Regions from separate parts of the Homo sapiens genome. Here regions 1, 2 and 4 are each linked to region 3. The links are chromatin loops, found by intact Hi-C in ENCODE. Cell type or tissue: CD14-positive monocyte. All regions are shown on one strand.

What was found. Peaks named below come from ENCODE experiments on the same cell type or tissue, not always from the same donor. Only the 100,000 strongest peaks of a DNase experiment are listed, where the experiment ranks them.
Region 1: it touches region 3 in a loop (2.0-fold over the local background); 3 of 110 quality-filtered maps call a loop at or near these places.
Region 2: it touches region 3 in a loop (2.1-fold over the local background); 3 of 110 quality-filtered maps call a loop at or near these places.
Region 4: it touches region 3 in a loop (3-fold over the local background); 4 of 110 quality-filtered maps call a loop at or near these places.

The regions. Positions count from the first base shown.
Region 1 is chr10:49,359,487-49,367,486 of GRCh38, forward strand. DRGX (dorsal root ganglia homeobox) reads right to left here. Exons shown (of 7, transcript NM_001276451.2): 7 at 4,580-6,895. The coding sequence ends at 6,630. Among named protein-coding and RNA genes, the nearest start is that of DRGX, 33 kb to the right of the region's middle. In CD14-positive monocyte, no CTCF peak of the experiment used is centred here; DNase peaks (open chromatin) are centred at 605, 865, 3,225 and 3,615; H3K4me3 peaks cover 901 bases; H3K27ac peaks cover 1,133 bases.
Region 2 is chr10:49,173,306-49,181,305 of GRCh38, forward strand. The region is part of intron 1 of TMEM273 (transmembrane protein 273); the gene reads right to left. Among named protein-coding and RNA genes, the nearest start is that of TMEM273, 11 kb to the right of the region's middle. RefSeq lists enhancers at 1,571-2,072, 2,073-2,572, 4,058-4,397, 6,974-7,053. In CD14-positive monocyte, no CTCF peak of the experiment used is centred here; DNase peaks (open chromatin) are centred at 756, 1,196 and 4,306; H3K27ac peaks cover 3,324 bases.
Region 3 is chr10:49,306,884-49,314,883 of GRCh38, forward strand. All of the region lies in intron 1 of C10orf71 (chromosome 10 open reading frame 71), which reads left to right. Among named protein-coding and RNA genes, the nearest start is that of C10orf71, 12 kb to the left of the region's middle. RefSeq lists a silencer at 1,225-1,274. In CD14-positive monocyte, no CTCF peak of the experiment used is centred here; DNase peaks (open chromatin) are centred at 2,978, 3,728, 4,818, 5,468 and 1 weaker place; H3K4me3 peaks cover 3,186 bases; H3K27ac peaks cover 3,928 bases.
Region 4 is chr10:49,184,047-49,192,046 of GRCh38, forward strand. TMEM273 (transmembrane protein 273) reads right to left here and starts at 4,345. Exons shown (of 7, transcript NM_001288740.3): 1 at 4,248-4,345. The coding sequence starts at 4,290. RefSeq lists enhancers at 6,174-6,333, 6,794-7,013. In CD14-positive monocyte, no CTCF peak of the experiment used is centred here; DNase peaks (open chromatin) are centred at 4,405 and 6,215; H3K4me3 peaks cover 4,146 bases; H3K27ac peaks cover 6,867 bases.

The DNA of each region.
Region 1 (8,000 bases), 53 kb after region 3:
CTCACTGAGTGCTGGCCACAGTGCCCCTCACTGTCTCATCCCACCTAATCCTCATTGTCCCCATTTTACAGATGAGGAAACTGAGACTTGGAGAGGGCAGGGGACTTGCTTAGGTGGGTGGCGTGGGATCCTGGACTCAAGGCTGGGTGTGGTGACACCCCCTCTGGGCTGCCATCGCCCGCCCCCCCCACCACCACCACTCAGGCTGCCACCCGCAGTCTGGCCTCTGGCAGCAGGTGTGAGGGAAGCCAATGGGGAGAGGGCACTAATTCAAGTCTGCAGCAGAGCAGCTGTTCTCTGGGTCCCTGTGGCCTGAGGCCATGCTGCTCTTAAGTTCCCGGGTAGATAAAGTGCTTCACTTAGGAGAAAGTCTGTCCCGGCTGCAGGGCCATTAGCTCCCTGACTCCTGAAAAAACCATTTGGCCAGTGCTGACAGATGTGGCCATTACACAATCACTTAGCCCCCTCTCGCTGCCCCATCCAGATCTTGGGAGGGGGAGGGGCTTTGAGGCAGGAAAAGCCCTGGGGAGAGTCCATGCGATTCACTTCCTGGCACTGCCTCCTCTCTGCTCTTAGGTTGCATTTTCCCAGGCCACACTGATGCAGCAGGAGGCAGCTTCAGACAGCACCATGTGCTGCCAATGACCTTGTTCTCCTGAGAGTCGTTCAAAAACTGCCTTCACATGCATCGTTTCCTTGACTCCTCACAATAACCCTCTGTACTCGAAGTTAGGATGATTCTGTCCATGATACAGATAAAGAAATGAGGAACAGAGAGGTTAAATGGCTTGCCCACGGTCACATAGCTAGGAATGTCAGGACTCTGATTCCCAGGCCTGTGACGCTTCCTCCGCCCCAGGCAGCAGTAACCCTGCTGGAGTGTTACCATGTATGGGGAACTCCACCTCAGAGGAGGGTTTCCAGGGCCAGGGCTACAGCAAGGGCTGCTCCTCTCTGCTGAGTGGAGGAATGAGGCCACCAGAGACTGCAAGGAACGCCTTGCCCCCTTGGCAGCTGCCAGGCAGCCCTTGACCTGGTGGGCCCCCAGCTTGGGTAATTTCCTCTTGCACCACCCCCCTTTGCTCCTAGACCCTGGCTCATGATGGATGAGTGCCCTCTCCCACTCAACCCCCAACTGCCGTGTGGCCCAGGCAGGGTTGGCAGCCCTCCAACAGCTGGCAAGCCTCCTCTCCCAGCCACAGCAGAGGTCCCAAGATAGGGGTTGCTGTGATCTGGGCCACCTAGCTGAGCCAGGCCAGGGCCAGGCAGCCGCAGCTCCAGCGTTGTCTGATAATGCACCCAGAAAGAGGGAGGGGGTGGTGCCCAGGACCTAAAGAGGTGTGCTAAAGAGCAATGGCCCGTCCTGAACTCAGCCAGGCTCTGACAAGAAGCAGCTTCGCCTGGCAGGGGCCCTGTTGTCAGCTAAGAGGCCGGTGAGCAGATGGCAGGCAGCAGCACTAAGCACAGGCCGGGCTCCCAGGCCAGTCTCCTTGGTCCATCCGGCAGGGTGCAGGACAAGCCCTAGGTGCTTCCAGGGTACCAGGGCAGGAGAGGCCCTAGGCACTTCCAGGGCACCAACCAATGCTGCTTTCCACCGAAATGCCTCGCTTTGTCTTGAGGTGGCTCAGAAAGAGGCAGCTGAAAAGCCCATATCTGGGCAGGGGCAGCCGCCTTTTCTAAAATGCTCTTCCTGGGGGCTGGGGGATGGATTCTGGTTTATCCAAACCCATTACCCTGACTCCTGTTATGGGACTGAGAGCCAGGGGGGCCGGCTCTGCCAGAACAGCTCAGGCTGGGAGAAAGGTTGGGGCCACTGCTCTTGGCCACGAGGACTGCAGGCCCCAACCACCTGCCAGTCTCGCACTAATTATGTCGTCCCCCTCAGACGGCAGTTGGTGGTGCTGGGGCCAAGGGCGTCCAAACTTGGAGGCCAGGGCTTTGTTGTCATTGGGAGTATGATCTGGACACAGGCAGGCAGCTGAGAACGGCTCCAATGGGACACCTGGGTGTTCCACAGCCCTAGGGTCTTTGAGCTTCCTGGGTGCGGCAGGCACACCCTCCATTCCTACAAGTTTGCTGGAGCTGCTGTAGAAGGTATTTGGCCAAGTCTTGATGAGAAAAACAGCCAAATGTGGAATTCTCTGAAGTAGGCTGACGGTGTTCATGAGTGGAGACCAGAATGAAGCTGCATTATCATTTAAAAATAATAAAAATATAAGCCCTTATAGTCCCTGTCTCAGGGAAACCTATCATCCTTTGGTTTAACTTGCCTCAGCAGGGACTGGGTTTTCTACATCTGTGCCCTTCTCTGCCTCTGGTGCCATCCCCGTGGGGGTAATGGGGGTATATGCTGGGTATCGACCCAGATCCCCAGCCCAGAGACTTAGAGCCATGTTCCCTCCCCCGGGCAGGGCAGGGCCAGAGTGGACATGATTGACCACTCCTGATGAGACCAGAGGTGTCTGCTGGCTCAAGTCCCCAAAGGGTGTGGCTGAGGCTGGAAAGTCACAATGATCCCGGCCTGGCTGATGACTGTGAGAGAGCAGAGAGGGCCAAGCTGCGGGGGAAAACGAGGGAGGTTCCTGACAACCCCCCGCTTCTTGGTGCCTGTCTCACTGGGATCCTAGGACTAGAGTCTCAGCCATCCTGAGCTCCATGAGATCGCTTGGTATCCTCCTCCTAAAAGTGCTTTTTGACATAAACTGGCTTCAGTGCTTTCCAGTACTTGCCACTAGAAGAGCTCTCTCTAAGACACTCTCCCTGACCCCAGCCTTCATGCCCACCCCTGCCTCTGGGTACCACAGATTCCCTTCCAAGCTCAAGTGCCTGGGCACACGCCTCCTCCTGAAAATCAACTCTCCTACAGCCCACACAATTTGCTCAGGAAACGGAGTGGCAATCCCAACTCCCTCTGCAGGCTCAGGCACAGCTGAGAGCCATTCCATCATTTCCTTCTTGAGAAAGTGAGGTTTTCACCTGAAAAAGGTCTTCAAGCCTTTGACATGTGTGAGGCTTGGTGGAACAAGAGCTGGCTTTTCTACTGCACTTCGTCCATGCCAGGCACCATGTAGCTATCCACTCATTTAATCTCCAAAGAGCCCCGGGAGGCTGGTGCCATTATTACGTAGATGACTGAAGCACATAGAGGTTAGGTGACCCACCCAGAGTCACACAGCCCTTAGGGCTAGGATTCTGAAGAAGTGAAACATGCTCTTAACCAACTTTGATGAAGCTCTGAATCTGTAAAGGTTTCACTTCTTCTGGTGAAGCCAGAAAATTAGGAAGAAAGAGAGTTTCCATTACGTAGACTGGTTGAGTCTCAGGCGCCTTCTTGGTGTCCCGTCTTGCTAGAATATCCATCAGAGGGGCCCAGAAGTTCTGGGCACCATTGAGTTCAGGGATCGCCACTGGGCCTGCTCTCAGACAGGCACACACCTAAGGCCAGGTGCAGATAAAATGGGGGCAGGCTTACCCCTGCCCCTGCCAGGCCGGACCCAGGGGAGGGAGACACTGAGGTCTGACAGGGCGCTGGGGTGGTTCATCCTCCCCTCCCACAGGCCCATCCAGGACAGAACCCAAAAGACAGTGAGCAAAGTCAAACCATGACTCACCATCTGTTGAAACCTGCTGGGAACAACGGGTCCTCATATGCCTCCGTGGAGCTCCTGGCCTTGAAGACTGAGCCCAGTTGACCTCATCAAGTCATTTATTAACCACTCTCTGTGTGACACCCAATAAAGCCGAGCTTTCCCTCTTCCTATCAGAGCCTATCAACTATGTAGCTTCACAGAAGTTGCCCGACCTTAATGTGCCTCAGTTTCCTTAACTGTTAAATGGGAATAGTAGGACTTACATTGTGGGTTTATCATTGGGATTAAATGTGTTAACCTGTGTAAAGTTCCCAGGAAATGAGACAGTGGCAGAGTCAAAGGAAGTTCTTTCTACCCAACTGAGAGATCAGACACTGGGCACCCACTGAGGAATGGAGGAGGAGCCCCCAAGTCCCCCAGGTCCTATGCCAGGGCTGCCCGCCCTGACTCCATGCCATGCCACAGTTGCTTCTCCTCCGGGCAGGCTGTCATGCCCAACAAGGCCGGGCTGCTGCCCCAGTCACAGTCACAACTTCAGTGGTTTCTAGACTCCTTTCCCATAACCTGGAGGGCATTCAGGAATGGACTTCATTTGCCTCGACTAATAAATGAATAATAATAATTAATTAATTAATCAATCAATCCCTGGGGCCCGAGCCTCCTTCCCACACTGAAGCCCAGCTGCCTTTTACAGTCGTGTGATGAACTTCTGCAGACAGGGCAACCTACAGGGGCTCCAGCGAGAATGACCCTGCAATGCAGTGCTTGTCAATGCCTTGGGGAGGGCTCTGATCTGCACAGGGGCCCCTGTCTTGTCCCAGCATCCACTAAAAGGTTCCTGAGCCAAGGCCTCAATGTCCTCCTCCTGGAAGTTTCCAGGTTTCTATTTGCACCTTGGCCAAAGTGGAAAATTGAAGAGCGCAGACTCCACCCAGCCCTGCAGCCTCAGGGCTGGGAGGAACAAAGAGAGGACCTGAGCTTTTTCGGTCTTTGTTTTAACTCCTCTAAATTTATTTGGGTATTTAAACAAACAGAAACTACATCATGCATCATTACTTTTTGCCTTTGTACAACAAAACAAAGTACTCAATATCTCTGCAGAGGTTTGGTGCTCATTTTCTTTCCTTTCAGTAACATCAGGCAGACTTTTCGATATGATCCAGTTTTGCACAGTCACTAGAGTGTCGCATCATGAATTATTAAATCAGTGCTTCGTGGTAATACATAATTTCTTATCAATTATTCATGCTAATGTGTGTGTAGTTTACTTAATTGTGTTATTGACGATCAAAAGTAATTTCCTGAAAGTCCTCAAGGACACAAAATTTAATCAGCATAACTACTTTTCAGATGCAATGCTGTTAAGTATTCTTAATTTGCTCAACAGTTCACTTATTTATGTACCTTTCTGGAGGAAATACGAGTTTAATCAAACAATTAGATTGAAGAGTTAGTGTACATAAGGGCTTGAGCTTACATCCTTCAACCAAACATTCGTAATTACAGGGAAACGGAAGCAACTTTGCCGCTTTTTGGCAAATCGTTTCATCTTTATACTCAACAAGCAAAATACAGCAGGAAGAAGGATTTGATTTTTTTCTTTAAAGGAGACAGTGGGTTTTATCAAATGCTTCGTAGTGATCATAGACAAGGCATGATACACTCAGGAGTATTATTTGGGGGTCATGGAGTGGGGGAAGGTAAAAAGGGGACAGGAAATGTGAAAGTAAAACATTTTGACGATAATAACTGAAACCAAAATAACCATCATGAAGGCAATAACCATCCGCATGGAAACACCATCAGCAAAAGCCACCAAAGACTGCAACCTTTCCCATGCCGGGCGCCCCTGCCAGAAAGCGGCAGAGCTTATGCTATTGCACGTTCCCCTTGGATCTCCTCTAGGTCACCATCCTCACCAGAGAAAACAGCCACACTAGACCAAAACAGAAATCTCTGTGAAATTTGGCCCTTTGGAATTAATGCTCTCCACACCATGAGAAAGCTGTCTTCCCCATGCTCCATATCTGCACATACGCCGTTCCTGTCTCCTTTCCTACTTTTTTTTCCCCAGTAAAAAACCACCACCACTGAAGAGCCCCCTCTACGTGCCAGGCATGTGGGGAAAGGTAGTTCATCTGTATGCATAATTACTTCAGAGGCATTCCTGAAGGGCTTCTTCCCTCTCCAAGGGCCCTCAGGCCCTCCTGGACCAGAGAGCTGCTTTTCAGTTGCTTAACTTCCCACCAATCCACAGGTCTATCTGGGAGAGAGGAAGGGCTTGCAGGTGAGTGCTTCAGGTACAGGGGCCACACTAGTTCCACACCCACAGTGTCAAGACAGCAGCCCCCAGTTCATGGAGCAGGTGGCCTGGGTGATTAGCCCAGCCCCCCGGCCAGATGTGCCAGTGAGATCTCCTGGGTCAGAGCCACCGTGGTCCTCTGGGACAGGCTGTGTCCTGTTGGCCCCTCCCTACCCTGCATCTTCTCACTTTGTAATGAAGCCCACAACCAATATTCTCCAACAAGAGAAAGGGCATTACTGCTCATCTTGGTCCAGGGGAGCAAGAGTCGCTTGGGGTTCCACCAGTTCCCCAGTTCTTAAACACTGTAAGCGGGACAGGCCCTTTTCTTTTCATGAAACTTCAGCCCATGCCACAGTTCCTGGGGTTGACAAGACCTTCAAAGGCAGCCCAGGGAGGAAATAGGAAGGGAGACGGATGAGGAATCTACCTCCCTCCGAGACTCTGGGCCTGGATGGAAATCCCAGGGAGGCTCCTCACAGAGAGGGCTCTGCTGCCACCAAGTGCCATCGGGATCTGTTGCCAAAGAAGCCAGGACAACACTGCCGCACTGGTGGGACTCCAGAGGGACGCTCCAGGTGCCAAGGGAGCTGTGGGTCTCACTTGCCCGTCCTGGGTCCATGCAGAGGCCCTGGGGCCGCAGGCTTCTCCTTGCTATTTGGAGAGTTTTCTGTAGGGGCTGAGGCTGGGAGAAGGAGGGGCGGGGGAGGGCAGGCCGGGCGGGGCACTGTGGACCCTCATACACTCTTCTCTGCCTCGCTCTGTTCCTTGGTGGGAGAGGTCTTTTCCTGGCTGCCATCTGGGGGCGCCGGCTTGGCGACAGGGCCGGGGCTGCTGCTGGTGGAAGGCAGGAGGTTGGCTGACTGCAGGACAGCTTCTGAGTGCTCGCGGGCCTTCATGCGCAGGGTGGCCACGCTGGCCGTGCGGTTACTCTGGCAGCCATAGGTGGGAAGGAAGGAGAGTCCCATGGGGTCTGGGACGCAGCAAGAGCACAGTGGGCCCCCTGGAAAAGGAAAAACAACAGGCTCCCATCACTGTCTACTTTCTGCCTCTCAGGGCTGGGTGACAGGAAACGATCTGAGTTCTGAAGGACAGAAAGATTGATTCCCTCTGGTGCCAGATACTAAAGGGAGAAGGACAAGTGCTCAGAACCTCAAAGACACACAAATAAGGGACCTAGTTAATCGTTCAAAGGATTGTCAGAGCATCAGGGACACCTGGCGAGTCCTGGCTCCCTTGCCAAGCAGCTGTGTGGCCTTAGGCCAATATCTTGGCTTCTCTGAGCCTCAGTTTCTACTTCTGTAAAATGGGGTAATACCTACATTGCAGGATTATAAGGAGGTTCCCATTAAGTCATTCCACACTCCCAAACTGTGTCAAGGCACCCCTAAGAACTCACTGGGGCACTGCGGGGATACCTTAAATGGAAGGAAACCCAGCCACACATGTCAGGTGCCGGGCAAGCTGCTGGCTGCAGGCAGTTCCCAGCCTAACCACGAGATCCTGCTGCATTCCTGTCAAGAATTTTATTGCTTTGTGAAGCTGGATTTTGCAAGCACCACACAAAATTCCACATTGGAATATAAAATGTGTGTGGTGGAGTCTAATAGGATTCCAAGATTAGAGAAGCTGTACAAAGCTTATAAGGCACATAAGCCCCTTAGAAAGGAATAGTGGCTATTTAAAAATGAAAGCAGTCAGGTACAGTGGCTCACACCTACAATCCCAACAGTTTGGGAGTCTGAGGTAGGAGGATCGACTGAGCACAAGAGTTCAAGACCAGCATGGGCAACATAGTGAGACCCTATCGCTACAAAATAAAAATAAAAAATAAATTAACCAGGCATCATGGTATGTGCCGATAGTCCTACCTACTTGGAAGGCTGAGGCAGGAAGATCACTTGAGCCCAGGAGTTCAAGGGTACAGTGAGCCATGATTGCATCACTGCACTCCAGCCTGGGCAACAGAGCAAGTCCCTGTCTCTAAAAAATAATAACATTAAAAAGAAAAAGAAAAAGAAAAGAAAAGAAAAACATTATTTTTCTTTCAATTTATAAGTATTATTTTTCAAATGGCTACTAAGTTGTCAGGACATACTTAGTGAGCT
Region 2 (8,000 bases), 130 kb before region 3:
TTCGGTAGTGGGTCCTGAGAGGGCGTCACTGGAGACTGGGAGATAGGAGCAGAGAAGGCTGGCTGTGAAGGAGGAGCTATACCACACAGCCCCACACAAGCTGGACTGGGATGTGCAAGCCATGCAACACACACGGCTCCTGGCCTCTGCACAGGCTGCTGCTCTCTTTGCCGCAATGCTTTTCCCTCGTCCCTGTGGAAAGTGCTTATTTATCCTTCAAAGCCACTCCTCTGAAAGTCCCCCTTGCTCTCGTCAGTCCAGGATCACTCCTTCCATGTGTCACACCTCTCCCCCGCACTGTTGGCCCCAGTCTGCAGCTTGCTCTATGGCATGAAGGCCACAAACAACCCAGAGGAAGCTGTTTCTCCCAAGAGCGAGATGATGCATGAGAGCCCTCGGAAGCTGGACTCTTCTCCTGGGGGATGCCGAGAAAGGTGGATGGGAGAAGTCTGAACTGAGTGTTAAACCAGAAATGGCTTGAAGAGATAAGATCTAGTGTAAGTACTGAGTGGTACGGAGCTCAGGATCCAAGTACAGTTCAGCCACAGAGAGACAAGGGGGGGCGATAGCGTTTCCCCTGTGGCTCTGAGACCATGTACACTGTAGTGGCTCCATCTTCCAGCCCACTGTGAGCCTTGGAGGCCCAGCTGGCACACACTTTTCTGAGCCAAGAGGCTCAGAAAAGAAATCAGATGTGTAGAGTCAAGGGAGACAGCCCAGCTATGCTTCACACAGCAGATTGATCCTGGGCTTCCCTTTTTTCATCTGAAAATGGGGATGCAGGACGCTGACATATAAAAGACTCACCAGAGACAACCCTGCCTTTCTGCCCATTTATCCTGTGCTACCCTGCAATGTTAGTGGACCCTGGGGTCAGAGTGAAACACAAGTTATACTTCTTAAATTTAGCTGGCTTGGGTGATATGGGTGCTGGCGGGCCCTGCCCCTGCCCCTGCCTCAGGGCTCACAAATGGGTCTGCTTCTCAGGCACTCCACGGGGCTGTTTGAAAGTGGAAATGAAGTGCACCTACCCCAAGTGCAATAGCACCTGTTCAGCCCTCTCTCTAGCAGAATGCAGGGGCATAGGTCATGGGCCTTGGCTACACAGTCCTCCTACTTCCAGCATCGCTCGGCTCTTGCCGGAGTCTAGACACTTCTAGACCATGACTTGCAGAAATCTCAGAGTCCCCATCTCAAACCCCGGAACCACCTGAGATTTCTCTTCCTCAATCACCCTCCAGTCTTATCAGAGCATGACTCTAAACAGGACGTCTGCAGACCCCTCCCATGCCGCTTGTGGTCCTTGCTTTCTGTGCAAGGAACTAGGCTGGGGCAGAACCCAAACCTACCTGGCAAAGCTGTACAAAAGGAACACACGGGAAAAAGGTGTGCAAAGCAGTGGTGGGGGGTGGTATGAGGGGGACTCTGGGAGCTTTTAGACAACTCCTTGATTTCCATGGACCGCCCCCCATCCACGGAAAGACAATATGCGTGGTGTCAGAGCAGACCACTTGCTTGGCAACTCCAGCTCAGGACCCCTGCGACCCTGACGCTAAGGCTTCTGGAAGACAGGCAGTGATTAAGGAATTCCACATACGGCAGTCCCTGCTAATGCGTGAAAGTACAGTGATTAGCCAGCCAGGTGGGCCAAGGCGGGCACCTAACCCAGCCTGGGAGTGTCACAGAAGCTCCCCCGGAGAGATCATTATTTAAATTAAAAACAAAAGGACCAGTTGGAGCTAATAAAGTCTCGGTGAGGTGGCAGCAGGGACTGGAATGGAATGTGCCCAGACAGGGAATGTGACCAGGCAGAGGACAAGGTACAAGCAAAAGCCAGGCGATTCAAGGAGGTACAGAGGGCTTGAGGGCTAAAGAAGGAAGCTGAGCAGGGTCAGAGCAGCTGGGGATACTGGCATAAGATGTGGCCGGCACTGTGGACAGATAAGGTTTTCAGAAAAGCAGAGGGGAGAGTCCTGTGGCCACCCTGCTCCCAGAGGTGGGAGTGCTTGGCCACTCATATCTTGCCTGCTACAATGCCTCTGTGCCTTTTCTCCTCGCCGCACGCCACCCTGGGCAGGAACGAGAAGCAGGAGGCCACGGAGGGCCATGCAGAGGCCACCCCAGGCTGAGATGCACCAGGGAGCTTGCCTCTAGCTTCCAGAAATAGCATCATAATTAAGAGGGAAACAATAACAGCGGGTGACCAGGAGGTATCAAAACTGGTGCCCACTTTGTTTTTCTTGAGCACTCTTTGCTAATTAATTCTTAAAGATTCACACAGTGGGATTAAAACACTCAGCTCACAGAAGCCAAACTGATCAATACCTTTTCAGGCTAATGGAGGGGTGGAGGCGGAGAGCTGGCCTGGGCCTGAACCAGGGCTAGGAGCTCCTCCAAGGGGGCAGGGCCCCCCCCACCTGGTGTCCCAGGTCCATTCTGACCAGGAGTGGTGACACATGTGAGCACTGAGCCACACCTGGGAAGGGGCTGCTGAAGCCTTGAGGAAGACGGGGGTTCTGGAACAAGGAGGAGCCTGAGGCTGTCGTGGTTGGGTGGACAGTGGTATCCAGGGAGGGCCAGATCAGAGGCCCCACAGCCGGACACCCAGCCGACCCTACTCACTGGAGAAAGGACTTGCCCCACCTTTGAGCCTCTCTGTGGGGATCTGAAACCTCACCATGACTCCCATGGTGGGTGGGAGGGAAGGGTATTTGAAACCAAGAGATCTGAGTCCCCATTCTGCCACCCATTGTCAGCCTGTGGCCTTGGACCAGACACAACATGGCTCCCAGCTCAGTGGCCCCATTGCACACAGAGCATGGCTGGACAAGTCCCCGGAAGGAGTGTGTGCACAGAGTGAGGTGCAGGCAGCAGCTGCCCTTCCACAAGCAAACACGCCACCACCTGAGATGGGTGTCTGCCACTATCCTAGGGGCCATGAGTGAAATGGGGAGCCAAGCACACCGGGAGGCACTCTGGGAAGGTGCTCAGGTCAGAAAAGAGGTGGCGCTCCCCAGCAAGGGCACAAGCCTCTGCTGTTTCGAGAAATGGCCAAACCAAGGCCTCCCATAGCCTGTACAATCCCAGTGAAGAGGGGCCTGGCCACTTGATGTTGGTGCTTCAGACCAGGACAGGCCTGTTTGCAGGAGCAACTCTCAGGGCATGCCTTGCAGAGAGAGCAGGGGAGGCTGGAAGCCGTGCGGAATAACTAATTAATGATGGTAAAGTATTGTGGAAGAGGAAAGCGTTGCATAACCGCTAAGTGGTGGGGTTATTATTATTCATGCAATATTCATACTGTGCTCTTCAGCCTCTGGGAAGCATTGCTCTGGAGTCCTGAGGGACCTGACCGAGGGGAGTGCGCATCCAGGGAGCGGGGCTGTGGGATGACAGCTGTCCTGGACCATGGGAAAGGGGTCATGATGCTGCAGAGGAAACGGCAGCACACAGCCTGCACCGGAGCCCCTTACTAAACCCATCAGCCTCCACTTACCGGGACAGATCATTCGTAAACCCTGCGAGGCACCAGCATCCGTGCTAGGCATCTCCACTCTAGTTAGCTTTTTAAGACAATTCCTGACATTTGCAGAGCCTACAGCATGCCACATGTCTAAATATTTAAGTTATAGATCAAGCCCCACGCATGGTCCAGCCGAAGTCCCCCTGACCCCATGGCCCTGCAGTCCATTCTTCAGGGGCCCCTTCCAGAGGGGGAGGTGCAGCCCTGCTGCCTGCCGCCAGGGGAGGCAGGGTCAGATGGGTAGAGCAGAAGGAAGCCAGGCCTGGCCTGGGCCACCTTGAACCACAGACCCTCCAGGACCAAGGATGGCTCCTGAGCCATCAGACTCACCAGCGAGTTCCCTTACCCAAGCCCTGGCTTTTCTCCTAGAGTTCTGGGCAATGCTCAGTCCCCAGAGGAAACCACCAGGTGGAGGGATCAGGTGCAGTTATCTGGGAATCTGGTCTTTTGGAAATTGAAATAAAAGCATTTCCTCCCTCCCTCTCTAGTTCCCAGGGCAGCCACAGGCTGTGGTTTCCCTGATTCGGGTCCTCACTTTCAGCTGCACTAAGCCATTGCACACAAACCTCCCTCTCTGTTTGCCTGAGTGCTGACCCGGTTCCTGAACTCTCAAAACAAGATAAAAAAGAAAAAAATTCTTCGCATTTGCATTTGTGTGTGTACGTGGGGTCCTGGAGCCAGTGTCAGGACAAGGGCCTCTCTTGGGGACAGTGGCCTCTTTTCATGGGAAAGCCCCAGGAAGTGACGTGACCTCTTCAGGCTCCATGCCTGAGCCTGAGTCACTGGCTCCGAGGAAGAGTCTCACAGCAGCATGGAGGGTGAACAGTCATTACAAACTGACCAAAGTATCTTAATGTGTCACATGTGACTCAACAATCAGGGCTCATCTGCGGTTTGGGAGGGTCTCTTTTCTTTAGGACTCTAGGGTTAGCTCAGGGAGCTCTGGCTGGGTCTGCTCAGCCCTCCTTGCCACACAGCCCTGGCCTTGCCTGTCCAACACTGTCTGCCAGTGGGGCTAAGCATGGGCTGGCCAGGAGCTGGGATGGACACCAGTTTACTCAGCCACACACCTTGAGCTCAGGCCACACACTGCTTGCCTCAGGGAAGTAGCTGTGAGAGATGGGTGCCCTGGGGCCTCAGAAGCCAACATGACCCTGCTGGTGTGGCCTGGGACAAATCCAGCCAGCCTCCCCTCTCCTGGACTATCCATTTGCCTTCTCCTAGTAAGTCTCCCTGCCTCCAACCCATCTGGGGCACTGCAGCCAGGCACTCTTCCTGTAAGGCTGTTTAAAATCCTACAGAATAAGGCCCAATGTCCTCCCAGGGCTCATCAAGCCCTCCTCTTTTGCTGGCCCATGTCACCTCTCATTCTCCCCTCTTGCACAACCCCTGTAGTCCATGCTGCCCTTGCCCGGGGCCTCAGCAGAGGCTGTCCTCTCTTCTTAGGATGGCACGCCACCTGTCCCATTCTTGCAGACTGGCTCCAGAGGCTGATGTTCCACTTCGGGCAATAATTGACTCAAACAAGTGCTAATTACTGAGCAGGTTCTAGAGCAATGGCCCAGCAAGACCAGATCTCTCCCCTGACGGTGGTGACAGTACAGAGGGGAGTGGGAGTATCTCTATGACCCTGGAGGGGAACAGCATCATCCCATGCAAAACAGATGACATGTGAGGAGGCTGGACAGTAACCTGATGGATGTTCCCTGAGACCAGGGAGCAGGAACAACAGGGGATGGCTCGTGACAGGTCTAGGAGGCCAGTGACATAGTAAACACTTTAGTACTTGCTGGCAGCAATAGGAAGCTGCTGAAGGATTTCACCTAGGCAGAGATGTACGCAATTAGCATTCAATAAGACTCCTCCTCCAGGAAGCCTTCCTGGATACTCTAGTTTGGTTCAAGAGCTTCTCCTTTTTCTTCTGTGAGTCCTTCGTCTCAGTATTTAACACACTGCATTGCAACTGTCCCCTGTAGACTGTCAGCTCCTCAGGTTGGAGCCTGACTTACTTATTTTCATGTGCCAGTAGACCTTGGTGAAAATCAATATTTGCTTAATCAAAGAGAAAGCTCTGGGTGTCTGTGTGTCCCAGTCCTCCAAGACAGCCTGTGGGTCCAGCTCCAGGTCCTTCACCTCTTGCCCTGAATAGTGACTTCTCGATAACATGGCCAAAGAGTTTGCAAAGGTGTGAACAGGGCTTGGCTGCAGCTGGGGTCCAGGCAGGAGTTCCCCAACTGACCATCTGCTTCACTCAGACAAGCAGGGGAGAGTGAGCCCAGTCCATCTCACTAAGAACCATTATCCAGTTATTTCATGGAATCAAATTTAATAAAGGGAGCAGTTCAAGCAATTGTGGTAGATAAATGAGGGTCTAGATGTGACAACAATGCTTATAGTGACTTTAAAGAGGAAGTGGAGATAGTTTAATTTGGGAGCTAGTGAAAAGGTCTGCTGAGTATGTGTTGGCCTGTGGGGCTCGGCTTTATAGCCGCCCAGCTGTGGCCCTCATCAGGGATTGAGGATCAGAGACTCCCCAGCAGGCATTCTGCCTTCATCCCCACTCCTTCTTTCACCCCATGGGGAAGACTCCCTTCAGGGGCCTCTAGAATCAGGACTGTGTGTCTGAGGGAGGTTTGCCAGCCCAGGGTCCCTCCCCAAAGAGCATTACTCCAAATCACCCATCCTCCAGAACTCTTTTCAAACTTACTTTTCTGGAAAGATGAAATAGGTTTACTTTTCCCTATTCCTCTCACTAAGCATAGCTAAAATCCCTAAATATTATATTAAAAAAACAAATATAAAAAGACCCCCAAAAATGGAGAGAAGAAGGCAGACTGGCTAGGCACCTTCAGAACTCAGGAATAACAGGGCAGTGAATTTCTGGGTTTTCTTTTTGCCTCAGATGTCCCAGATGGGAATTGGAGAAGCTGGCAACCCTGTAATGCCAATGGGCACAAACACAGAAGCCCCAAGAAAAGCCAGCTCCCACGAGCCAAAGACTGGGAAAGGTGCAGCCTAGGAAGACAAGACTTTTAGGTGATAACCACTCCACAACGGTCAAACAGCACAGAAAAAACTGTGCCCTCACCCCAAGCCCCACCCTCATCAACAGAGGCCGAGTGGAGACCTGGGCTTCCACGCTCACTGCTCAGTTATAAGGAGCCCCCACTCCCCAACGAGGGTGGTGTCAGAGGGTCACATGGGGAAGAGAGGGCTTCATGCCCAATGAATGAAAAAGTCCCCGCCCCCAGGGGTATCAGTGGAGACCCTGTGGGATCCTGCTCTTTCACCTGCTCCTGGCAGTGACAAGGTGCCTCTCACCCTTCCTGCTAGGAAAGAGTCAGGACGTCCTACACTGCCCAGCCACCACGAGGCTACCCCCACCCCACAGTGTCAGCAAGGGACACATGAAGAGCAGTGATGAGCCTGGGTACTCCCAGCAGGGTGCTGTCTGCAAGTGCTAAAGGGGAAGCCCACCCAAGCCCGAGGCTGACGTTCCACTTCTGGCAATAATTGACTCAAACAAGTGCTAATTACTGAGCAGGTTCTAGAGCTATGTCCTAGAACCTAGCCTGCACCCCACCCCACAGTAACACAGAGCCCTTCTCCCATCAGGTGTCAGTGGTGGCCAGAGAGGATGTCAGGCTCCACCCCCCTAGCAATTATGAGGAAATGCCCCTTTTCTCTCGACAGAATGATATCTGAGGAGGCCTGTTAAAATTGAAGACGTCAATAAGATTCAGAGTTTCATAACATCAAATCCAAAATGTTCAGGTTTCAGTGGAAAATTATTTGTCATAGCAAGAACCAGGACAATCTCTATTTGAATGAAAAAAAAAATCAACAGATGCCATCACCTCGATGATACAGAGTTAGAGTCATCTGACAGAGGTGTCAAAGTAGCCATAAAACTGCTTCCATGAACAATTGTGAAAACTTCCTCAACTTCACAAAGAATATCTGCAAAAGCACCTACAGCTATAACCAAACTTCATGGTGAGAAACAAAATACTTTTCTACTAAGATCAGGAACAAAGCAAGAATATCTACCGTCACCACACCTGTTCAACCTAGTACTAACGTTCTTGTCAGCCTAGTAAGATGAGAGGAAATAAAGGCATACTATTCAGGAAGGAAAAAATAAGACTAACCCTATTTGCAGAGAACATGACAGTCAACATAGAAAATCTCGAGAGATCTGAAAAATAACTCTCTTTAGAGTATGTGGTGGTGGAATACAATAAGATTAACATATGCAAATCAATGATGTCTCCATATGCTCACAATTATACACAGAAAGAAATACTTTAAATACAACACAACTTACGATCACTCATAAATTATGCAGGTGTAAGTCTAATAGCACAACCTTGAAGAAAAAAATCCAGAAGGATCTTAATAAATGGAGACACATACCAAGTTCATGGAAAAACACAACATGATAAAGATGTCAAATCTCCCCAGATTGATCTATAGGTTT
Region 3 (8,000 bases):
CAGCTGGCCTGGCAGTGGGGGTGGCCCTGCAGTTTGGGTTGGGTGCAACAAGGAGGTGCAAGGGTAAGAAGGATGAGCAGCAGAACCATGGCTGCCAGGCTGACCCTGCTTTCTCCCAAAATCTCTGCCTCTCAGGCAACTCCCCTCCTGGGCAGTGGAGCAGGACTGGCACTCACCCAACCCTGGGATAGGAAGACAGGGTGAACAGAGTTGTTTGGGATCACATGCTCTCCCTTCCAGATCTTTCCTGCTCCTACTTTTACCTGTGATGCCAGCATGGCTGCTCCTATAAAGCACCTCTGAGCTCACAAGGAGACGCCAAGGGCACCTCTGAGCTCGCCAGGAGAAGCCAAGGGCACCTCTGAGCTCACGAGGAGAAGCCAAGGGCTCTTTGCTTAGGGAGCATCTGGCTGCTGAGGCTGGGCCCCTTGAGGTCTGCAGAGAACACCTGAGAGAGTGTCGTGGAGCAGCTGGCAGTGCCAGGCCTGAGCTCCTTCCTAGTGGAAGGGACTGTCCAGAGACGGTGTCTGGCTGAGTCCAGCCCATCTGGCCACCAGGAGTTCCAAGGAGTGATCCTCCATAATGCTCCACCTCCAGAAGCGGTCAGAAACTGCGCAAAGAGGTGCTGCTGACAGCTCGCAGGTTAGCCTTTGTGGAGTGAGACTCTACCCAAGTTTAAGCAGTGCGAGCTCCGGAGCCTGCTGGGATGCAGAGGCGCACCAGAGCCCCCTGCACCCTGCAAGGCCCACTGAGCACACCTCGTCCCAACTCTGCCTGGGATATCAGGGAGGCAGCAAGAAATTAGCCAGTGCTACAAATCCAGTGCTTTTTGCCCCAGAGAGCTGGTTATTAAACATCGCTTGGCCTGCCCTGGTCATCAGGGAACAGGAACCAGGAGGGGACAGGTTTGTGGGAGACTGCTTGAACCCAGTCCCATTCTCCTCCTCTCTTCTTTTCTCCTGTGACTTCTCATTTCTCCTGCCATAAGGGTCCCTCCCTGGGTCTGTGATGCCAGGTATTGGTCACCCTCATGTCCTGGGTTAGACCAAGCCCGGCCTTCCCTGTGCCTTGTTCCCTGGCCTCAACTGTAGGCACAGCCCTGGGTCTGAGCAGCACTTGGAAGCTTCTGGGGAATGACCCATCCAGACATGGCAGACTGGCTACCCAGGCCAGAAGTCAGCTTCAGGCTGGGCTGAGCTCACAGAGAAAGCATCACTCCTCCAGTCTCTCCCCAGAGGGCAGCAGCCCCTGCTACCCCCTGCTCACATCCAGTTCTGTGGGTTTGACAAGCCCAGGCAAGCTGGTTTCTTCAACCACAACCCCTGGGGCATCCTGGACTTCTACCTGCTACAAGATTTAGAGGCTCCTGCACATGTAATGTGGTTGTAGAAGATTCAGACTCCCACCAGGCCAACACTGCCATCATGGCACCCAACCACATCATGTTCCTGGGGCTGGCCAAAGCCAAACTTGTTCTCTCCCAGGGCACAGTGGCCTCAGAGTCAGTTTGAGAGCCTTTGGCTTTCCCAGGCTATAACCTGAGTTTGGGTCCAGTCAAGCCAGGCCAGGCTGCAGGCTGACACCCCTCTCCCATGTGCCAAATATCAGGCTAGTGGAGCCAAAATGGCCAGACTGGATGCACAATGACCCTTATGTATATCAAATCTCTGCTTTACACACATAAGAGGCACTGCCCAGTGGAAGCCAATCTAAGGCAATCAGAGGTAATTGTGCTTTTACAAAGCAGTAACTTCCCAGGATCCATCCAGTTACGTGAGGAGAGGGCCCGGGTCAGCCCTGCACATGGCTATATCTCCAGCACCAAAACTGGTGACGTGAAGCAGGTGTTCAATAAGTAGTTGTTGAATGGATCAATACATAAATAAGCTTAAGTCACGCTTACGAGATCTTACGCTTTCTTCTAGGAGTCTAAATGAACTTATAATTTCTGATTTCCAAAAGTAAAAGGGGTTACAAAGACACAGCGAGCCCCACATGGGAGATGCTGAGGAGGCATCAACCTGGGGCCAGAGAGCAGGGCACAGAGGCCGAGGACTGGGTGAGGCCCTGCTCAGCACTCCCAGGCCTTAAGCAAGGGACCAGCGATTGACCTAGCCAGTCACAGCTCAGTTTCATCAGCTGTAAGATGATGAGGGGAGCCTATCATGCCAAGTGTTATCAAGGAATAAGTGAGCACGGGCAGGTGCAGGGGTCGACCTGCTGCTTCACAGACACTCAACACGTGTCTGCTGCCCTCACCTGAAGGACTTCAACTGAGGAAGTAAATTTTGCCATTTCACTGTTGGCTGCTATGGGCTGAATGTGTGTGCTCCAAAATTCACTGAGATTACCCCAGTGGAATGGTATTAGGAGATGGGGCCTATGGGAAGTAATTAGGTCATGAGGGTGGGTCCCCTGTGATAGGATCAGTGCCCTTATAAGAAGAGACACAAAAGGGCTTGCTAATACATGTGCACACTCACTCTCTCTCTCTCTGCTGTATGAGAATACAACAAGCAAGTGTCCATTTACAATCCAGGAAGAGGGCCCTCACCAGAAACCAGATCTGCCAGTGCCTTGATCTTGGACTTTCCAGCCTCCAGAACTGTGAGGAGTAAATGTCGATTTTAAGCCTCCTAGCCTATGATATTTTAGTTCAAGCTAAGACATTCTCCTCATAAAGCATAGACCATAGACAAGGACATTCCCCTCTAAAGCAAGAGGGCTGTTAGAATTGCACAGAGAGGTCGAGAGCTTGGCCCAAAACTGACCAGCAAGGCACCCTGTGGCGTGGGGTGGTGGAGGCTGTGTGTGCTGTGCATCTGTGGATGGAGGACCATCTGTGAGCAGGGCTCCAGGCTGTGCATAGACAGGGAGGAGTTGTCACACTTCACTCCACTGAACTGCTCGTCACACATGCCTGAGTCGATGGCTCAGAAAACCAACCCAGAAAGAAGAGCAAGAGGAATCAATTCCAATTTGTTAGAGCCTTCTGGGTGTGATAAAGCCAACCCCTGCCATCTCCACTGTCTTCCTGTTTCCCCTTCTCTAAGAAGTGAAAGCACCATTCAATTAAGGTAATTAAATTCACCCGAAGATCTTGGGCTCAAAAACCACACTACCGGCAAGTGGTCAAACCCAGCAACAAAGCAAACCCCAGTGGCTTCCTGTGGAAAGATGGGCAGGGATGAGGAGGAAAATGGAACATATCTTCAGCAGCTCAGGGGTGCACCTTGGGCCTGCAGGGGAGCCCCCAGCTCTGCAGAGCCCAGCTGCCTGAGCCTCCCGCAGCACCAGAGCCCTCCCCAAACAGGAAGGACTCATGTTTACAGGCTGAATCAAAAGTTTCACTTCTGTGGATGTCTGGGAGAACTCAGCTGAGAAGATCCTTATTACATGACGTGAAAGTGAAATGAAACCCTCGTTTTCTCCCCCAGAGACACCAATTCTCCCATGAACTCCAGCCCATGAGCCATAAGCGGGGCTGGCAACACCTCCCAGGACACGCCTAAGGAAGCCTGAATCCACAGGCCAGAGGTTCAGGGTTTCCTCCTGGAGAAAGCAGAAGGTGGTAAGGTGGTGAGCCCAGGCTGACTCGTCCCCAGTTCTTCCCTGTCTTTACATGCTGTGTGGCACTGAGCAACATCCTGCACCTCTCTGTGCCTTTGTTTCTCAACCTAGGAGATGGTGACAAGGCCACTCAACCTGCCTCAGAGGAGTCATGAGAATCAAACAAGATCACGGATGCTGAAATGTGTCATGAACTACAGGGTGATGCATACACATGAGCCGTGACTGTCACTGTGTCATCCCAGTATTGACTCACTGCATTGGCTTCCTCTGATTGTGATCCACTTTGAGTGCTAAAAGTTGGTGAGACCCTCAGGTAGCCAGATGATGATGATGATGATGATGATGGTGATGATGATGATGATGAAGAAGAAGAAGAGGAGGAAGTCGTCGTCCAGTGGAATTTGAATTTCAGATAATGAATAATTTTGTTAGTATGAGTGTATCCCACATATTGCGTGGGATACACTTACACTAAAAAAGTATTTATTGTTTATTTGAAATTCACATTTCACTCAGTGTCCTGTATTTTTAATTTGCTCAATCTAGCAGCCCGACCATGCCAGACCACCAACTGTTCCCTCTGTGCAGTGTCCCCAGGACCACCAAGACCCGGCCCCAAGCCCACTCTGTCACTCACCAGCTGTGAGACATGGAATATCTGGGTCCTCCCTCTGAGGGCACTTTGTCTCTCCTCATGGGTGATTGTGGTCCCTGAGTTGGGACCTCCAGCGTCACCCAGTGGGGCTCTGGTCCTATGGACCTGACAAGCTCCTCAGTTATGTGGGGGACACCTGCAATAGGGCTTGGCATGTAGGAGTTGTGAGTCTTCTCCCCTACACTTCCCGTCCTTACAACCTGGGACACATGAGGGTCTGGGATAGATCAGCGGAAGTTGGACTGCATGACCTTCTCAGGCCTGGGTTGGCTGCCAGCCAGGAGCCCCGAGGAAGACAAGGGCAACATGGACCTCTGTCCCTTTGCACACTGCAGTAAACCTCTGTCATTACATCCCAGGGTCCAAGAAGTACACTCAACAACCAGAGCTGAAAACATTTCCCAGTGAGCAGGGTGCACCAGGCACCCTGTAGGTAAAAGATGAACCAAGCCAGGGACCTCACACCAAGGATCTCAAAGTCTAGTGGGAGAGATAGATTCACCGCAGTGCAGGAAGAATAAAGCAATGTAAGTGATAAAAAGGGAAGAAAAGATTCTACGAGGAACAGAACAGAGGAGGAAGTTGTCAGCAGTTGTGGCTGAGGACAGAAGAGACATTCCAGGAAGAGGGACTATTACTTGAGGGATCTAGTCCAGGACACATGGGTCCTGCCCCTCCCTGGCACAGGGCACCACAGGCCTGGAGGAAGGAGGGTGTGGGAGCAGGCAGAGCTCCCCTGCCAAGAGGGACTTGAGGGTCTGCATAGGCATTTGTAAAGGATTAGGAGGGGGAGAGAATTGTATCCGCAAAAAGCAGCACATCCCAGTCAATAATAACAGCATCATGAGGCATGGCATGGAAAAAAAGCATCATGTGAGAAAACATTTTGGAAGAGTTAGAATTTAGCAATGACTGTGCAAAGGGTATTTCGGTGCTTATCTCAAGGAAAAGCTGATTCATGGGGATACATGTTCAGATTGAGTTTGTTTGATGTAGTCTGATTCAAAAAGATGACCCTACAATAAGGAGAAGAAAATACACATCCTTGAGTGTAATTCTCAGGGCTCCAAGGCTACAGGGCACTACCAGTTCACCCATGCACATATTCACAGTGGGCATGGCAGACCCTTCGCTCTTCTCCAGGGGCTCAAATGGAGAGTCCATTTTTAAATTCCTGCCCAGGGATCCTGTTTCCCCTAGTGTGCTCTGGTGTTTTGCAGAACCTTCTCCATCTGATGCAAGTTTGGCCTGGGTCAGTGGAGGAAGTGCTGGAGGTCTGCAGAACATGGCGCTGTTGAGTCCTGCACAATTGCCTGGAGGCAGAGGGCAAAGCCAGCATTTCATCCACTGACCCTATAATTTAGATAACGCATCACTTAATGACCATTCACACTGTGGCTGTAAACAGAGCCCCAGGTAATGTACTCAACAAAAGTTTGCTGGACGCTGGCCCTCCAGAAGGCATCAAAGCCACTCCCCAACTTAGAGCACTGAGAGCAGTGTGAGAGACCAACTGGGAAATGGTGAAGTCACGATGAAGTCTCTTTTCATCTCCCCCTGACAGAAACGCAATCCAGACATACACAGTACATGCCACGCTGCTGAGGGACACCTTCCCTGGAGCCAGCTTGTCAACAGTCTCTAAGAACAATCCCGTCCACCTGCTTCCATCTCTTACCATGGGGGGAATTTTACATATTTGAGGGGTTTTGAATCAAAAAGTAAATAAAATCCACTTGGATTCAAATTCACTAATTTGAAATTTGTGATAATTCTGTGATTATAGGATTATAATTGACTGTCAATAAAATAAGTTCTGCTAAGCCTGTCAAAAGTGTGAGTAATATCATGACAGGTGGAAGGGTTTTCTCATTTATTTAACAGATATTGCTTGCACTGTGCACTATGCTGCATGAAAAAGAAACAGACATGGACCCCGCCACCAATAAACACTCAGGCTAGCAGGAGGGACAAACATTTAACAACAAATCACCCAGTTAAATGCTTAATTATAATTATGGTAAGTGCTGCAAAATGATGGGTATAGCCCATGATAAAGGGATGTAACGGGCAGCCTTGGAATAGCCTGAAGAAGCTGCATCATCAAAGGGACATGTGAACTGGGCTCTGAAGCACATGTTGGAGTTAACCCAGTAATGATGAAAGGATGGAAGTAAAAAAGTCCAGGCAGAGGGAACACCATGAGCAGAGGCCCTGAGGCAGGAAGTAGGGTGGCATGAAGCTGGACAAGGACCAGGTTGGTTGGAAAGCCAAGCATGAGGGGAAAGATGGAGCAAGGTGTGTTTGGAAAGAGAGGATCTGTGTTAAGGAGATTGATCTTCATTCCTTAAAACTGGAAAGCCATCGAGAGATTCTAAGCAAAATGTTGATATGAACAAGTTTGAGTGTTGAAAGCAGCCTCTTGGTGCAGGGCAGGAATGGGCTGCTGCAGTGGCCCAAGGATTTGAGAGAGCAGCTTGGTCCACACAATGACCGTGGAGATGGAGACTGGTGTGTAAGGAAGAGACCTTCAGAGATGAAACTCATGGGAACTAGGAAATGGATGTCAAAGGGAAAGGCACTGGGAGGAGGAGGAGGAGGAAGTCGAAGGTGACGTCAGGTTTCTGAGGTCCCCAGGGAGAAAGCTGGCTTGCAGAAGGCTCATGGACTCTGCTTTAAACATGTGGGTTGGAAGGGCTGTGAGACAGGGGCACCGAGTTGCCTGGTGGGTGGGCGGAGGCGTGGACTGCAGCCAGGCAAATGGCCTGGCCTGGACGCTGCCTCAGTGCGTGGATGTTTGCGGGGACCATGGTGTGGGGACAATCGCCTGCGTGGTGACTGTAGAGTGAGAAGAGAAGAGGCTCCAGGGCTGGGAGCAGAGGAAATCCAGCAGTCAAGGAGAGGAAGAGACTAAACATCCAGACAGGGAGGGGAGAAGGAAAGGTCAAAGTGAAAGAGTATCTTAAGTAGACAATGGCCACGAGTCTAGATTGCAGCCTAGAAGTTCAGTCAGATGAGGAGCAAAAATGCCATCAGAACATCCATCAGGAAGGAGTGGGGGCCAGACATTAAAGGCCGAGTGAAATGGGTAAAGAAATAATGGAGGTAGAGGGGAGATATGAAGCATTTAAGAGAACAGTCTTTGAAGGCCACAGACTTAAATAGGAACTGACCAGGTCATAATTAAATATCGATGTTTATTTCTATGCATTCATGACCAGGTTCCAAGATCTTGTTTAAAACATGGCCCTGCCATGTGCACTGTATCCTCCTTCATGCTGCCTGAAGGGAACACACCTTTTCACTGGCAAAGTGCTCTATGAGCAAGAATTTTCACCAGTTCAGAGTGGCTTCCTTCAAATGGTTCAAAGTGGTAAGCAAGAGAGTTTTTTCACTGGCATCTGGAAAATTCATGCCAGCAGCAATGTCAGTGAGTCCATGAGGCAACTGCCTAGGGGGAAAGCCCAAGCACAGGGTGAGGGGTGCCCTAACCATTCACAAAATAAATGCCATTATGTCGTTCTGCACCTCCGTCTCATCCATGTGTGGCACCAGATGGGTTTCATCCTCATCCCTAAGTCAGATCTCAGTGGAGCTGTGGGCAGGGGAGTGGCCTTATTATTTAGAGATGCAAATGGGCTGATCTGAATTTTTTGGAAGGCCATAAGACCCAAGGCCAGGAGTCTTTCTCAACAAAATTCCTATTATCTTTTCCCTTCTTTTCTGTGCCTCAGTTTGCCCTCCAGGAAAAAAATCAGAATAAAGATAACCC
Region 4 (8,000 bases), 120 kb before region 3:
TAGACATAGAATATGTTTGCAATATAGAATCATTGCAAAGCAAAGAAAGGAAAGATCATTACACAGGTGATATTGCAACAACTGATGTCCCATACAGAAAACATTAAAATTAGATCCTTTCTTTAGGCCGTAAATAAAAATAAATTCCAAATAAATTAAAGACCTAATCATAAAAAATGCAACCACTTTAAAGTAAAAATAACTTTTTAAAATGCTTCTTAACACAGAAAAACCAAGCACACAAAAAGGAAAAGACCAATAAATGTGATTACATCACGCTGAAAGACTTCTCACAACAAAGGAAGCCACAAAGATAAAAGATAAGCAACATACTGAGAGAAGATATTTGGAACACATGAAACATACAAATAATTAATATCCAGAATACTACATAAAAGACCAATAATCAAATACAACTTGGGAGAAAGGTATATAAAATCAGAAATCTACAGAAAAGGAGAATGGGCTGTCTGATAATGCAGAGAAAGTAGTTATTCCTAGTAGTGATTAGGAACACACAAACTAAAATAAAAACTTTGAGATAAAATTTTATACCTCTCTAATTGTCAAGAATTGAGAAGTTGGGCAGTATCAAGTATTACTGAGTATGTAAGGAACAGATATGGCCACAACCCCCTGGTGGAGAGCAATTTGGCAATATCCAACAAAAGGAGAATTGACACGACATTTCCCCTGCCAGGGGTGTCTGCTAGAAAACCAGCTGCAGGTGGGTTCCAGGAGGTGGGGCGAGAGGGCTCATCGAAGCCTCAGCCATCAGGCTGCAAGTTAGAGACAACCTAAATTCTGACAGTATGGGAATGGATAAATAATCAGATAAATGGCAGTGTTTCTGTGGAAACTTGTAGAGTAGTTGGGATGAATGCATTTGACCCATATTATCAGAACGGGTAGATAATGCAACGTGTTCAGTATGCTATGGCGGATTCCTGCAGTTTTTAACAGCTGCAAAGTAACCCAGGAAGGAAGCACAGCCAACCCTGGGGTGCCTCTCCCTCTGGGGAGGGAGGAAAACAAGAGGAGGAAGAGAGCCAAACTCCACCTCTTATGTTCTGTTTCTCTGATGGATACATTGATTTAGCTACCTACCTTTAAATATATATCTAGAAAAAAATTTAACATTTGGTAATTCAGAGTGTTGGCTCCATAAATGTCTGTTCCATTAATCTCAGTGTTTGAAAATATTTAAAGAATATTCAAATACTGTTTCTTTAAAAACTTTCTACCTACTCTGTGTGTGGGAAAGACTGGCCTGGCTTCTCATCCCAGGGTCCCCCGGTCATACTTGGGATCCTGGATGCCACAGAGGGACTGGACAGAGAGTGCCCCCATAGCCCCCAAGTCCCCTGAGGTACAGTTCTCATACACCCTGGGTGACTGGCCTGGTCACCCACCCTCACAGACCCCCATCTGCCAGTAGATTGCACTAAACAGTGCTCTAGGCCCCTTTCTCCAGTCAATAAAGGGGAAGCCCAACGTTTCCTTCATTTGCTTTCAACAGGCTGTCATATTCGCTTTTTGTTCACAAACATTTACTTACTGGAATTAACAACATATACAATCATTATGAAAAATGCCAATACAGAGAAATTAAGATGCTGTATAATTCTTTTTCCTAAGAAGATAAAGGATAGCCGGGCACGGTGGCTCACGCCTGTAATCCCAGCACTTTTGGAGGCCGAGGTGGGCGGAACACCTGAGGTCAGGAGTTCAAGACCAGCTTGGCCAACATGGAGAAGCCGCATCTCTACTAAAAATACAAAATTAGCCAGGTGCGGGGGCATGTGCCTGTAATCCCAGCTACTCGGGAGGCTGAGGCAGGTGAATTGCTTGAACCCAGGAGGTGGAGGTTGCGGTGAGCCGAGATCGCGCCATTGCACTCCAGCCTGGGCAACAAGAGCAAAATTCCATCTCAAGAAGAAGAAGGAGGAGGAGGAAGAGGAGGAGGAGGAGGAAGAAGAAGAAGAAGAAAAAGAAGAAGAAGAAGAGGAAGAAGAAGAAGAGGAAGAAGAAGAAGAAGAAGAAGAAGAAGAAGAAGAAGAAGAGGAAGAAGAAGAAAAAGAGGAAGAAGAAGGAGACTAAACACATGCAAAATATTACTACGGAACTCTAACCTGTAACTATCACTTCATCACTTCTGTTTCATCCGTGTCAGCTCATAGAAAGGCATGTCTTTCAACTAAATATATTGGATATTGTTGGAAATACTAAAGCATAATTAACTTAGTCAAATTCCTACTGATAGTCTCTTGTTTCTGGTTCCCACCGTGGTTTCGGCAGTGTTGAATAATACCCTGTGAAATATTTTGGGAGGGTTTTACCATATTATTTCATCAGGTTATATTCCTGGAGGTGGAATTTCTGGGTGAAGGGTTATGAACATCTTACATTTCGCTTACATTGACACCCAGATTTTGCCAAATTGCCCTCTGGAGAGAGTGAATAAATGAGTCCCCTCATATCCAATAGTGAGTGCTCACCACTTATCACATCCCATGCTAAGTGCTTTAAATGTGGTAACAGATTTCATTTTCCCAATAGTCCTGTGAGGTGTCCCCAACTTACAGATGAGAAAACTGGGCACAGAGAGGATTAATTCTTTGTCCAAGTTTTCCAGGCTGGTAAACAACAGAACAGGGATGAACATTTAAGGAGTCTCGTACTGGATACCCACTCCTAACCACTGTGTACCTCTATCAATAGTATATGAAAGCAGAAACGAGCTGTGATGCCTTGGCCCAGTGATTAAAACCTTATCTATAACATGCAGGTAATTGTGGCACCTATTGCACAGAGTTGCTGTGGGAACCAAATGAGCTCATGTAACATCTTCAGCAGAGCACCCAGCACATCGACACACTAAAAAATGCGAGGAGGTGTTAGATCTTTTATTATTTGTGAGACTGGACATTTTAAAGTTTTATTGTCTGTGATTCTTCAATGAATTGCCTGTTTATATAATTTGCACATTTTTCATTGGATTTCTTAAATTTAACTTCCTTTTTTTGTACCAGGACAGACTAGTTTGTTTATCTAGGTAAGTCAAAAGCAGAAATAAGGGTTACAACTTCTCTTACCTTCCACCACGTCTCTGGGCAGGCACACTGCATCTAACCACCGTGCACACCCTTAATCGCTGCTTGCTGGTGCCTGACATCCCTTCACAGTCACTGCCAACGGCCCGTTTCCATGTGTAAACTGATGGATGATGTGGCTGGCTGTCTGTCTGACATGCTGACTCCCAAGGCCAAAGTCTTTGCTCTCCCCTGCTTAGTGCAGACTTTAGATGGAAACCTGCCCACAGCACTAACTTTGCCCGCATTCAGGATACAACCTATTGGTCTGGAGACACAAGATTTAATCTGGAGACAGACTGCTTCCCATTGAGTCTCGGCCCAGTGCAAGTTCTGGGAAGGAACGTCTTTGTATATATGAGGGACGTATGCTGCCTTTTTAGGAAACAACAGTTGATATCAGAGGGGACTTCGTAAAGGCATGTGTCTCTCTCCATCTCTGTCTCCATCTATGCATATTTCTAACCATCTCTCTATGTCTCTGTCTGTCTCTCTCTCTCTCTCTTTGAGTTTCTTCCTCTCTGTCTACTTCTCTGACTTTATATTTCTCTCCTCCATTTGGCCCTACTTTGTTTTAGTCTTTGCCTCTCTCCTTTCTTCCTTCTTTCAAGGAATGCATTAAAGATAATTTTTAAAAACAAAGATACCTCTGAGTAGCAAAGAGTCTGCTTCACTGCATGAGAATTCTGATTCAACATTAAATGTATACCAGTATCTACATGCCTACATGTTCTCATTCTATGTCAGTATTTTGATTTGACTTAATTAAATTTAACTTAACTCTCTTGAAATCCCAAAAAGTAAACATGATTATCTCCCATCTCATTGGTTCAGAAAGTTAGGGAGTTTCAGAAGCTTATTCTAGTTTATCAGCAATGGAGCCACAGTTTACACCCAGATGTTTCTAGATCCCAAGCCCGAAGCTCCTTCTGCCATGACCCTTCCTATTCTCCTTTAGCCCAGAAGCATTTGTAAGTTGCAGCTGGAATGAGACAAACAAGATCATTGCTCACTACCAGATCAAAGTGAGAAACATCATCTGTGTAAAGGGACAGAGTTATGTTTTAGGGATCAAGCCCCAGTGGGCTAAGGCTCCCCCAGTTTCCTGCCCACTGAGGCTCCCCCGGGCCAGAGACCCCCGCAGTCCCCACTTACCCAGGAGGAAGAGGATCCTCAGCATGCTGACCCCCAAGTTCATGCTGGCGCTCTGCTCTTGGCTCCTGGCTCCTGGCTGCTGGCAGCGCAGGCACAATGAGCCATGTGACCCAAGGCTCTGGGGACAGGACAAGACCCACGTGACTGATGGGGAAGGAAACCACTGTCACAGCCAGGAGGCTGTTCAGTTCCTCTCAGCCTCTCTGAAGACAGGGCTGAAGGAAGCCCCTGTCATTCTGGACTCCACCAGAAGCTGGCTGTGATTAGACCCATTGTACATGCTGGGGTATTATACCCAGTGTTCTCTCCTATAATCTTCCCCACAGAGTGTGGGAACAAAGCTCGGTAAGGTGCGGTTTCTTGCCTAATGACCCATGCTAGTAAGTCTCAGAGAGGAATGTGGGCAAAGCCGGTCTGCCCTGCAGTCCAGCCCTTGCAGTAGCCTCTGCCTTGGAGCAGAAATAGGAAATGCCCCTCCAGCCAATAGTCCAGCTCGGTCACTGTTTTTGTGCCATGGGAGCCTCTGAGTCTAGGAATGCCTATCACTCTCTTCTCAGAATAAGATTTTTAAATCCCCAAACTAAAATAGATAAGGATCATAGTAGAAATCAGTAGTATTAACACACAGTTATCAAAATATTTTGTTAAACTTGTGAAGTAGAAATATACATGCTTATTTATCCACACAGTAAATAGCAAGATCTGGCAGCAGATGAAACAGCTACCACCATCTCGACATGGTGATAAATGGAATCGATATTGAGAGATACCTGTAACAGCTGGAATGTGGATGGAAAGACCTGTGATTCCTACCAGAAATAAAGTTACTGGGTGGTAATGTTTCTGTGGTTCGTTTGCCACACTACTATTAGAAGAAGATGCTAAGTGTTCCTTAGAGGTTAGAGAACAGAGATGTAATTTTTTTCCCATCCAAGTTTACAGGCCCCATGTCCAGGTCCTTAGCCTGGAGGAACTTTGGTAGTCACACAGGCTCAGCCAGCAGGCTGAAGGCCTTATGCTCCTGTACTCCTTTATACCTGCACGTTGTCACAATGCTTAGATGTTCAGCCAAAAACCCAAATGTGCAGGAAATGTCACTTTTTAAAATATAAATCAACTTAATGACAAGTCTTGAGTCCCCCACCCAACTGAGCTGGCAGAAATCGAGCTCTTTTCATTCTTGGGCTCCCTCAGTCAAATCCCTAACGGTAGCAGCCAACACCGTGAGCACTTGCTACTGAGCCCAATGCCATCTTAGCATGCAACCTGTCCAAGTCCACGCAGCAGTAAATGTGAGAGCTGGACTCGAAACCCAGGCCTTTGGCTGGCAGCCTATGCCCCTCAGGCTGCATGTGCCCTCTGTGTACAGGTACCATCCCCTGCCAAGGTCCAGCCAGAGGCAGTCCGATTGCCCTGGTGCCACAGATGCCCCCTGGGTTCTTCTGCATGGCTGCTGTGGCTCCTTCTGAGTTTCACATAAATAATGGACATGAGAGGAGAAGGCTGGTCATGAGAGAAGCAATTGGCTTCATCTGGGTGCCTTCAAGTTCCATCTGTCCACACTTTATTCATTTGATGAAATTAAGATCAGTTTCTACCTGCACCAAGAAACATACTCTCTTATTTCTCCTGGAATATGTGGAGTTTTCTTAATTTTGCCCCAGTTCATGGGAACATGTGTAAGAAAAATATTTCACTTTCCTCTAAGTGTATTGAAAGAAAATGCCAGTGCAGACCTGACAATCTGTAGACAGTGGCTGGGGACGGTGGAGCTACATTCAGGCCAGGCCCAGGGCTTCCAGCCACACCAGGCAGTTCTGTTTTTATATGAAATCAATAAGTTTCAAATGTCGGCAACTGATTTCAAAATACTTTCGCATGGGATGAGTCAACCTAAACACCAGCATGAACTTCTGCTCCCAAACACCTCTCCAAACATCCTTGGGAGCTCGACCTGTCCTACATACTCCCAGGAGGGGAAGCATCTGCAGCTACTTCTGCTTTCACTCTGCCGTAGCCTCCGAGTCTGGAAAATGCAGTCTGCTCCCTGCTTAGACAGGCAGAGGCTCAAAACGCCCCGTAAACTAGAATCTCACGAGATGCCCTGGCACCCAGCCACGGCACCTTGGCAAGATGGTGTGTGTCTTGTTGGCGTGGCACAATGCACCCAGAAGAGCGGATGCCCCACCCTGTACCCCTGTAATGAACGCCCAGTTCTGACCGTGAGGCTGCTCCTGGCACTGGCTCACACTGGCCCAGGAGCTTGTGAGGGCAGGGCCCAGGGCACCTGGCCTAGCACCTGACACAGTGCAGGCTCCTAGCGGTGTTTGTTGAATGAAGAATTCAATTCACCCCATCTATTTGGGAGGCTGAGGCAGGAGAATCGCCTGAACCCGGGAGGCAGAGGTTGCAGTGAGCCGAGATTGCGCCACTGCACTCCAGCCTGGGCGACAAGAGTGAAACTCTGTCTCAAAAAAAAAAAAAAAAAAGAAGTCGTTTCACTTTCTTATCTCATGCTCAGCCGGCCTAGCCTCCAGCCCACCTGGCAGGAATATTTTCCAGGTCATCTAGGTGAGGAAGGTCACTGCACTGACAAGCAGAAAAGAATGAGCCCCACTCCGGCAGCTCTGACATCCTGCCCCTCACTCGGATGTGGGGCCTCTTCCAAGGCCACCAAGCCTGGGACTCTTCTGTCCTTAGCACTGCACCCTCAGGACCAGCCAGGGAGCTCGTAGAATTCATGTCTCATGTGAACGCCTTTAGTGCAAGTCACAAAAAACTGCCAAACACCATCATTACGCATCAGATTTTTACAAATTTAAAGATAGGGAGGATTCAGCACGCAGATTTGTTTATTGGCCTTACATAGAACTGTGCACCCAACAATTAGAAAATAGCCATTCAATTCAGCATGCATGCAACATTTATACCCCAAAACGGTCTCACACTGGGCCATAATACAAGTCTCAAAAATTTCAAAGAAAAGGTGACATATAGACCATATTTTCTTACCACAAGGTAATTGAATTAAACGACAGTAACAAAAATACATGATAGAAATTTCCATTGGTTTGGAAATTTTAAAACATTTCTAAGTAACTCATAGATCAAAGAAAAAATTACAGTGAAAATTACAAATAGCTGGAACTGAATGATAATGAAAATGTTGCACATGTGATTTTGCAGAATGCAAGCCGGGTAATAATTAAAAGGAAATGCATAGATGTAAATACTTAGAAAAGAAGAACTGAAAAAGGAATGAGATAAGCAACCAGTCAGAGAAGTTTGAAAAAATTATAAGCCCAGAAAAAAGGCAGAAGAAAGGAAGCAATAAATATGAGAGCAAAAATGAATGAACCAGAAGCAAGCAAAGATACAATGGGGAGGATAAACACATCTTAAAAGTTTTTTCTGAAAAAACTAATAATATGAAAAATTCCTCACAGAATGGATTTAAAAAGAGAGAAGACAAAAATAAATAATATTAAGAATAAATAAGTCCAAAAAGGTAGCAATAATGGCATTATTTGCAATCTTATGCCAATGAATTTGAAAACTTTGATGAAATGGACACAATCTCAGGAAAGTGTAACTTACTGAAATGTGCTAGACAAAAACAGCAAGACAGAAAGGTCCTGATGCCTTTCAAAAGATTGAATCAAATAGTTAAAAATCTTGCCACAAAGAAAATATCATTCCAAACTATTTTACAGAATTTTACAAAAATTTTAGAAACTTTAAGGACTAGGAAAT